Regions from separate parts of the Homo sapiens genome. Here region 2 is linked to region 1. The links are chromatin contacts, found by Hi-C in ENCODE. All regions are on one chromosome and are shown on one strand. The core of a region is the stretch at or near the end of the contact, and the rest is flanking DNA. Distances in the headings are between cores, read along the strand shown. Region 1 overlaps LOC105372018 (a long non-coding RNA gene). Region 2 overlaps LOC101927548 (a long non-coding RNA gene).

What was found. Hi-C counts contacts between places; a loop is a spot of excess contacts on that map.
Region 2: a map of GM12878 shows a loop between it and region 1 (2.4-fold over the local background). The contact joins two enhancer-like sites. A Hi-C loop is called at or near these places in 3 of 168 maps with a recorded cell type or tissue (GM12878, heart right ventricle and prostate gland) and 1 of 37 single-sample maps with no recorded cell type.

The regions. Positions count from the first base shown.
Region 1 is chr18:22,252,884-22,256,262 of GRCh38, forward strand. All of the region lies in intron 1 of LOC105372018 (a long non-coding RNA gene), which reads right to left. Among named protein-coding and RNA genes, the nearest start is that of GATA6, 85 kb to the left of the region's middle. Within about 2 kb of position 1,449, at least 5 of the 41 ENCODE cell types and tissues checked have a DNase peak (open chromatin) inside an H3K27ac peak, as active enhancers do.
Region 2 is chr18:22,312,389-22,315,785 of GRCh38, forward strand. All of the region lies in intron 1 of LOC101927548 (a long non-coding RNA gene), which reads right to left. Among named protein-coding and RNA genes, the nearest start is that of CTAGE1, 100 kb to the right of the region's middle. Within about 2 kb of position 1,808, at least 4 of the 41 ENCODE cell types and tissues checked have a DNase peak (open chromatin) inside an H3K27ac peak, as active enhancers do.

The DNA of each region.
Region 1 (3,379 bases), core at 199-2,698:
CATTTTTTTCCCATTAAATCAGGGCTTGGTCCAACCTTATTTTGCCAACAATGAACATCCGAGATCAAATATCAAGGTTTATCCCTCAAGGCCCAGCTCTAGATGCCATTTCCTCCCAGTTTTCACAATCAAAATCCTCAGGCAGGGCACAGTGCCCACACCTGTAATCCCAGCACCTTAGGAAGCAGAGGTGCGAGGACACCGTAATCTTGATCCTCACTTCTGAAGTCACTATTTGGATTAAGTTATTCTGCTTAGCTAATGCCTATAAAAATTCCCATTCATTACTAACGGTGGAAAGCGGCTCTGACAGCCTTGCCTTCCCCTTCATCCCAGGCAGCCCCATCCTTACTAATTGGAAGGGGAGATTGAACATTCTTTGCTTTTGATCAAGATTTGTCTCCTGCCAGGAGCAAGGAAGGATGTGTAGGAGGGAATGTCTCCGATAATAACAATAACAAGAGTAATGAGTAAAAGTTTTCAACAGGATCTTGGGCAATGAAGTTACCCAGGCCATTTATACATGTTTATAGTGTGAGTGTTTTTTCTTCAGCTAACAATGGCACCAAAATGCCTTCCTTCCCTCGGCCCCCTCCCAAACACGTTGAATGGTCCTGTTTGAGCTACAGAGGAACAGCTTTCAAAACTAGACCTTTTTTTCCTGCTTATTTCTGGCAATGAGTAAATGGAAATGGGGCGGTTTTGGCCTTTGGTTATGGGAGGGCAATGCTCTCATGGTGCCTGGTTTCTGGATTTTGTGGCTGAGAGCTTCAAGTGGCCTTCTTGAGCCAGTAGCAGGGCCTGTGGTGCAGCCGCTTGTCCAAGTGACTGAGGAAACCTTTCCTTCAACTTCCCTCCTCTTCCCAGCTTGAATGTAATCGGAGTTGCTATCCCCATGTTTAAGAAACAGACTGTGACTTCAACAACAATGAACTGACTTCCTACACATCCCTCTGCACCACCTCTTGGGTGATTTAGAAGAGGAAGCAAGATTTCCTCCTCCTGGCTCCGCTGGACAGAGCCTCCTCCCGCGTGGGTCAGCCGGGCCTGGGCTCTGGGGGTGCAGGAAGTCTCTCATCCTCTCACCCCATCCACATCCTGGAACTGGAGGATGAGCAGGAAGTGGAAAGTGTCAGGCAGAGTCTTTCAAGCTCACAGTCGGCTCCGGGCAGCTCGTGGGCCTTTAGGAAAACAATACAAAACTTTCCAAATGGTTCTTTTAATGGCTCTCTGCAAACACTTTACACAGTTGTGTTTGACGCTGCCAGTCACGAAGACTCTGGGATATTTATTTTGTTTTCTTTTCATTTTGCTGCGGGGAATAAAAAGTCACGGCTGAGTGTTGTTCTCAGTAACTCTCTTCCTGGTTGTTTGGAACACCTTTGACGGTGGCTGGCCTGGGTCGGGCCCCTCCCTGTTCTCTCCTACGGGGCGAGTTACTACGGCAGCCCTCTGCCCAGGGTTCCGAAGATTAATTGGCCTGAGTGATGCTTTAAATTTGGGAGCATGCCCCCATATACCAGGGGCCAGCTGCCAGCTGTTCTGAACCTTAGGGCACACCACATCACGTCTTCAGTGCCCTCATTTGTGAAATGAAGGGGCTGGAATGGTGACGTGACCCAGGTCAAATGTTCTCTGGGTCAGTGAGCTCCTGACCAGCCCCATACAGAGACCCCCTGGAGTCTTATGGGGCAGTGACCTCAGGTGTGCTCTGAACCCTTCTCCTGAGGCGTCTTCTTTTTTTTTTTCCATAAATTTTTTAAATAAATAGAGACAGGGTCTCGCTAAGTTTCCCAGGCTGGTTTCAAACTCCTGGGCTCAAGCAATCCTCCTGCCTCGGCCTCCCAGAGTGTTGGGGTTGCAGGTGTGAGCCCCCGTCCCTGGCAGAGGCCTCTTCTCTACATTTTCCTTCTTCCCTCTTTCCAGGTGGAGGCTTCTTGCTCCTGGGGCTGACCCCTTAAACTTTTCTTCAGCAAATCCCCACTGACTTGCCGTAAGACATGATCTGGCACATTGAGCTTTCACACAGCCATCTTCTGATGTCTTTACCAGGGTGGTTATTTTATTTTTATTTTTAGCCCTAGAATGCACCAACGGGGCCCAAAGATGACAAAGTTGTAAAACTTGGCTTTGCCAATGACTTCTTTTCAGTACTCTCTAGTCTTTGCTGTGTCAGGTCACAGCACAAGCCCGGTCGGAAAATACCCTGGGGGGCTCCTCCCTGCCCTTCCCAGACTGCCTCTCCCTTTCCTTCTTTGGCCATTGAGGTAGTAATAGGAAGAAGGAGCTCTCTTTTATTTGGAGGTTGGCATTTATCAAAAATAACATTTTCCCTGACGAATTTCCAGACACTGCCCATCAACTACCTTGGGATTTCACTAATTTTGAAATGCAGACGGTTCTAAGGCACTCCCCATCTCACGAGGGGAGATCTGAGGGCAACGCCTCTTTGACTTGGTATGAGATGGATGTTCAGAATCTCCATGTGAGATGAGAAATCTCAGCTTCCTCTGATCCCAAGCTGAAGGTGATGATACTTGGCAGAGTTGCTTCAACATGGAGCCTCCCTAAATTTAGAAAGTAACGGACCATAAACAGAGACAGTATGAACATGAAACTGAAACTAAAATTGATACTTCGGGAATTATTTACCTTTCTGACTTACTAGTGAACAATTTTAGTCTTTGCTTTAAATCAGATAGACTATGTGAGTGTCTCTGTGAAGTATCTGGCACAAAATAGGTGTTCAGTTAATGTGAGCATTGTTCACTTGTCACAACACGGGTGGAGACTCCTGCTCAGAGTTAGCCTCCTCAAGGGCTGGGAGGGTGGAGGGGAGGAGAGGTGAAGACCCATACCTGCTGGCTGAGACCCCTCCTCTCTCCAGAATAGAACTGGACAGATGGGACCAGGCATGGTGGTTCATGCCTGTAACTCCAGCACTTCAGGAGGCTGAGGCAGGTGGATCACCTGAGGCCGGGAGTTTGAGACCAGCCTGGCCAACATGGCAAAACCCCGTTTCTACTAAAAATACAAAAATTAGCCCGGCATGGTGGCAGGCACCTGTAATCCCAGCTACTCAGGAGGCTGAGGCAGGAATATCGCTTGAACCTGGGAGGCGGAGGTTGCAGTGAGCCAAGATCACGCCACTGCAATCCAGCCTGGGTGACAGAGTGAGACTCTGTCTCGAAAATAAAATAAAATAAAATAAAATAAAATAAAATAAAATAAAATAAAATAAAATAAAATAAAATAAAATAAAGTAAAATAAAATAAAATAACTGGACAGATGGAACAGTCACATGTCAATGGATGCCTATGGCAGCTTGCGGGACATCTTGGAAGGAAATGGATTGATCTGCCTGATTTGGCCTAGTGG
Region 2 (3,397 bases), core at 558-3,057, 60 kb after region 1:
ATCTACCCAAAGGAAAATAAGTCATTATATGAAAAAGACACTTGTACCTACATGTTTACAGCAGCATAACTCTCAATTGCAAAGATATGGAACCAACCTAAGTGCCCATCGATCAATGAGTGGATGAAGAAAATGTGGTATATATACACCATGGAATACTACTCAGCCATAAAAAGAAATGAAATAATGTCTTTTGCAGCAACTTGGATGGAGCTGGAGGCTATTATTTTGAGTAAAGTAAGTCAGGAATGGGAAACCAAATATCCTATGTTCTCACTTATAAGTGGGAGCTAAGCTATGAAGATGCAAAGGCCTAAGAATGATGTAATGGACTTTGGGGACGGGGCCAGGGAAAGTTGGTAGGGGTGAGAGATAAAAGACCATGTATCGGGTACAGTGTACACTGTTCAGGTGATGGGTGCTCTAAAATCTCAGAAATCACCACTAGAGAACTTATCCATATAACCAAAAACCACCTGTACCTCAAAAACTATTGAAATAAAAAAAAAAACAGAATGTTAAAGAGTATCCCTTAACTTGCCCTTCATTAGTGATCAGTACCTTGTCAATGGTAGATAGATCCCCCAAAGTGCTGTTGGTCTGTACATAGGCCGTCCAACTATGTGTAGGTTTGTCACCAGTAACCTAAACTGACACTAAGTGTAGGTAATTTCAGCTCCTCAAACAGGCATGATGGTTTTCAGGAACCATGTCAACTAGAGGAAACCAAGAGGATTTTCTGAAAGCAGCTGATTAATTCTTCGATGACTTCTCTTGGGGTTCCCTGATTTCCCATGGAATCAGACAGCTCTGAGCTGTAATCATTGGTAGTGTTTTGAAATCTTCACGTTATATAAACAAATCATCATCTTGCCAGGTTTGGGGGTCATCCTGTTAATAGGTCTGAAACAGGAACTCAGTGTGAGTCCTGGGTCACGGCCTCTTTTCCCCCAAGATCACATTTTTTTAGACAAACATTGCTTACTTTCTTTAACTGCAGAAAGTCTGTGCACGATTAAGTAGAATTTAGGCTCCTGGTGGTGTGCTAAAGTGAAACAAAGGAATTCCAGTGATTGGTAAGACAGGTGTTTGCTTCCTCTTCCTTGTTTTGGGCAGCACAGGCAAATCCCCCACATTACTGTTGTTCTTCATGGGATTGCCCCTTGGAGAGAGGATGGACACTGCTTATAAACCATCGTCCAGGTCCTATTCCCTCCTCTTTATGGTCGGAGGCACAGTTCTGAGTTCCCCCATATCACAGCAATTACCTTGCATCCCTTTTTCCCCTTTTTGATTACTATAAGTTTGAGTCAGCTCTTCATCCTCTCAAGTTGGCACCCATGGGAAGAGGCCAAGTTTATTTATCTTTGGTGCATCCTGTCTTCCTTTTCTGCCCTTCTGTGGCTTTTGGTAACTTCTTCATCCTTGGGCATTTTTTTGTGCTTAGCTCTTTTCATCTCCTCCCTTCTAAAAAAAAGACTCTTTGGCAAAGGCTCTGATAAACACATTTGCACTGAGGTGTAAATGGCTGATAAAAGATGCGTGTTTTGTTTGTTTGTTTGTTTGTTTTTTTACTAGGAGCATTTGCTTTGGTGCAAAGATATAAATTTCTAATGGTGGAATTTCAGATCAGCAGCCAGGGAAGGGAAGGAGTTGGGGGTGAGATATCTTCTTGAGGCCCCCATCAGCCTGCTTCTAAGGACATCCTCCTCCAAGGTAGCAGCCGGTCATAGGAGGCCCGGGCTGCTGTCTGTGGGAGGGGCTGGTCCCATGGTGAAACTCTGGCCTCACTCCACGACCAGAGCTTGAAGTCCTGGGGCTCTGTCTGAAAATCTTGAGCAAGCATCTTGCTTTTCCCAGAGGAATGTTTGGAAACACTACGAATATCACATTTGTGGTATATGTTTCATTACTTTACTGTTTTCTTCAGCTGATCTGATAGATACTTCATCGTTTTAAGGATTCTTGAACTTGCCCTTTAGCGACTCCAGTGCAACATCCTGGGTTCCCACATAGAGGTTAGTTCTTGCTGACAGAAACCTTTTAGTCTCATCATTCCTCAACTTGTCTAAATCAGAAGTGTTTTCGATATTCAAACCCTGACCTCCAGTAAATGAAAAACTGTTACAGCACAGTGAAATTCCTCCAGGCTTGGAGCACATACATCCATGACCACATCACTGCAGAATGAGATGACTAGGGCTGATGTCAAGGCAGGCAGCACCAGCCCCCACAGAAATGCCGGCCCTGCCCCGATTTCTTTGACACAACATGCAAGCCAGGCCTCTCAGGCACACTCCCAAGATGTGACATCTTCCAAACAACCCCTGCCCCATTAAAAAAATAAAAATCATCAAGCTTCAATGTAACTCAAAGCAGAAAGTATTGGTTAACATTATTTTTTTCCCCTAAAATACAATTCACCTCTCAGAGAAACTACTTTTGGATTCTGTTTATTCTAGTGAGTTGAAAATTTACTGTGGCCAGGGGCCTGTAATCTCAGCACTTTGGGAGGCCAAGGCGGGCTGATTGCTTGAGTCCAGGAGTTCGAGACCAGCCTGGGTGACATGATGAAACCTTGTCTTTACAAAAAATTTAAATAATAGCTGGGTGAGGTGGCACGTTCCTGTAGTCCCAGCTACTTGGGAGGCAGAGGTGGGAGGATTGCCTGAGTCCAGAATGGTGAGGCTGCGGTGAGCTGTGATAGCACCGTGGCAGAGTGAGATTCTGTCTCAAAAAAAAAAAAAAAGAAAACGAAAAATAACAGAAAATTTACCCTGAATTTCACCTTATATGATTCTATGATGTTTATGTGTGTTGAAGAACAAGTCAGACCTATAGGGTAAAGCGTTGTGTATTTGTCGGTTTTCTTTATCAGAGTAACTCAATTTTACCTGTCTTATCATCTTTCCAGGGCCTTTGGTATAGTACGTTCTCATAAAAAATTGTGAGGTGAAAAAGCAAATAAAGATGTTTATTTCTAACCCTATTTTGATAAGTTGAAATCTTTCATTTTCCAGCTGTTTTGTCTATAGTATACTAAACTTCCTCCATGGGCACAATAATACTGTTTATACTGCAGTGTGGGTAAACCTCAGAAACATTATGCTAAGTGAAGGAAGCCAGTCACAAAGGATCCCATATTGTACGGTTCCACTCATGTCAAATGTCTAGAATAGTCTAATCTATAGAGATAGAAAATACGTTAGTTGTTGCCTAGGGCTGAGGGAGACAAGAGAAATGGGGGTGACTGCTAAAGAGTATGAAGTTTCTTTTTGGGGTGATGAAATGTTCTAAAATTATGTTATGGTGATGGTTGTATAACTCTGTAAATGTGCTTTGACTTATACACTTTGAATGTTATGGTATGTAAATTACATATCAATACAGTGGTTTA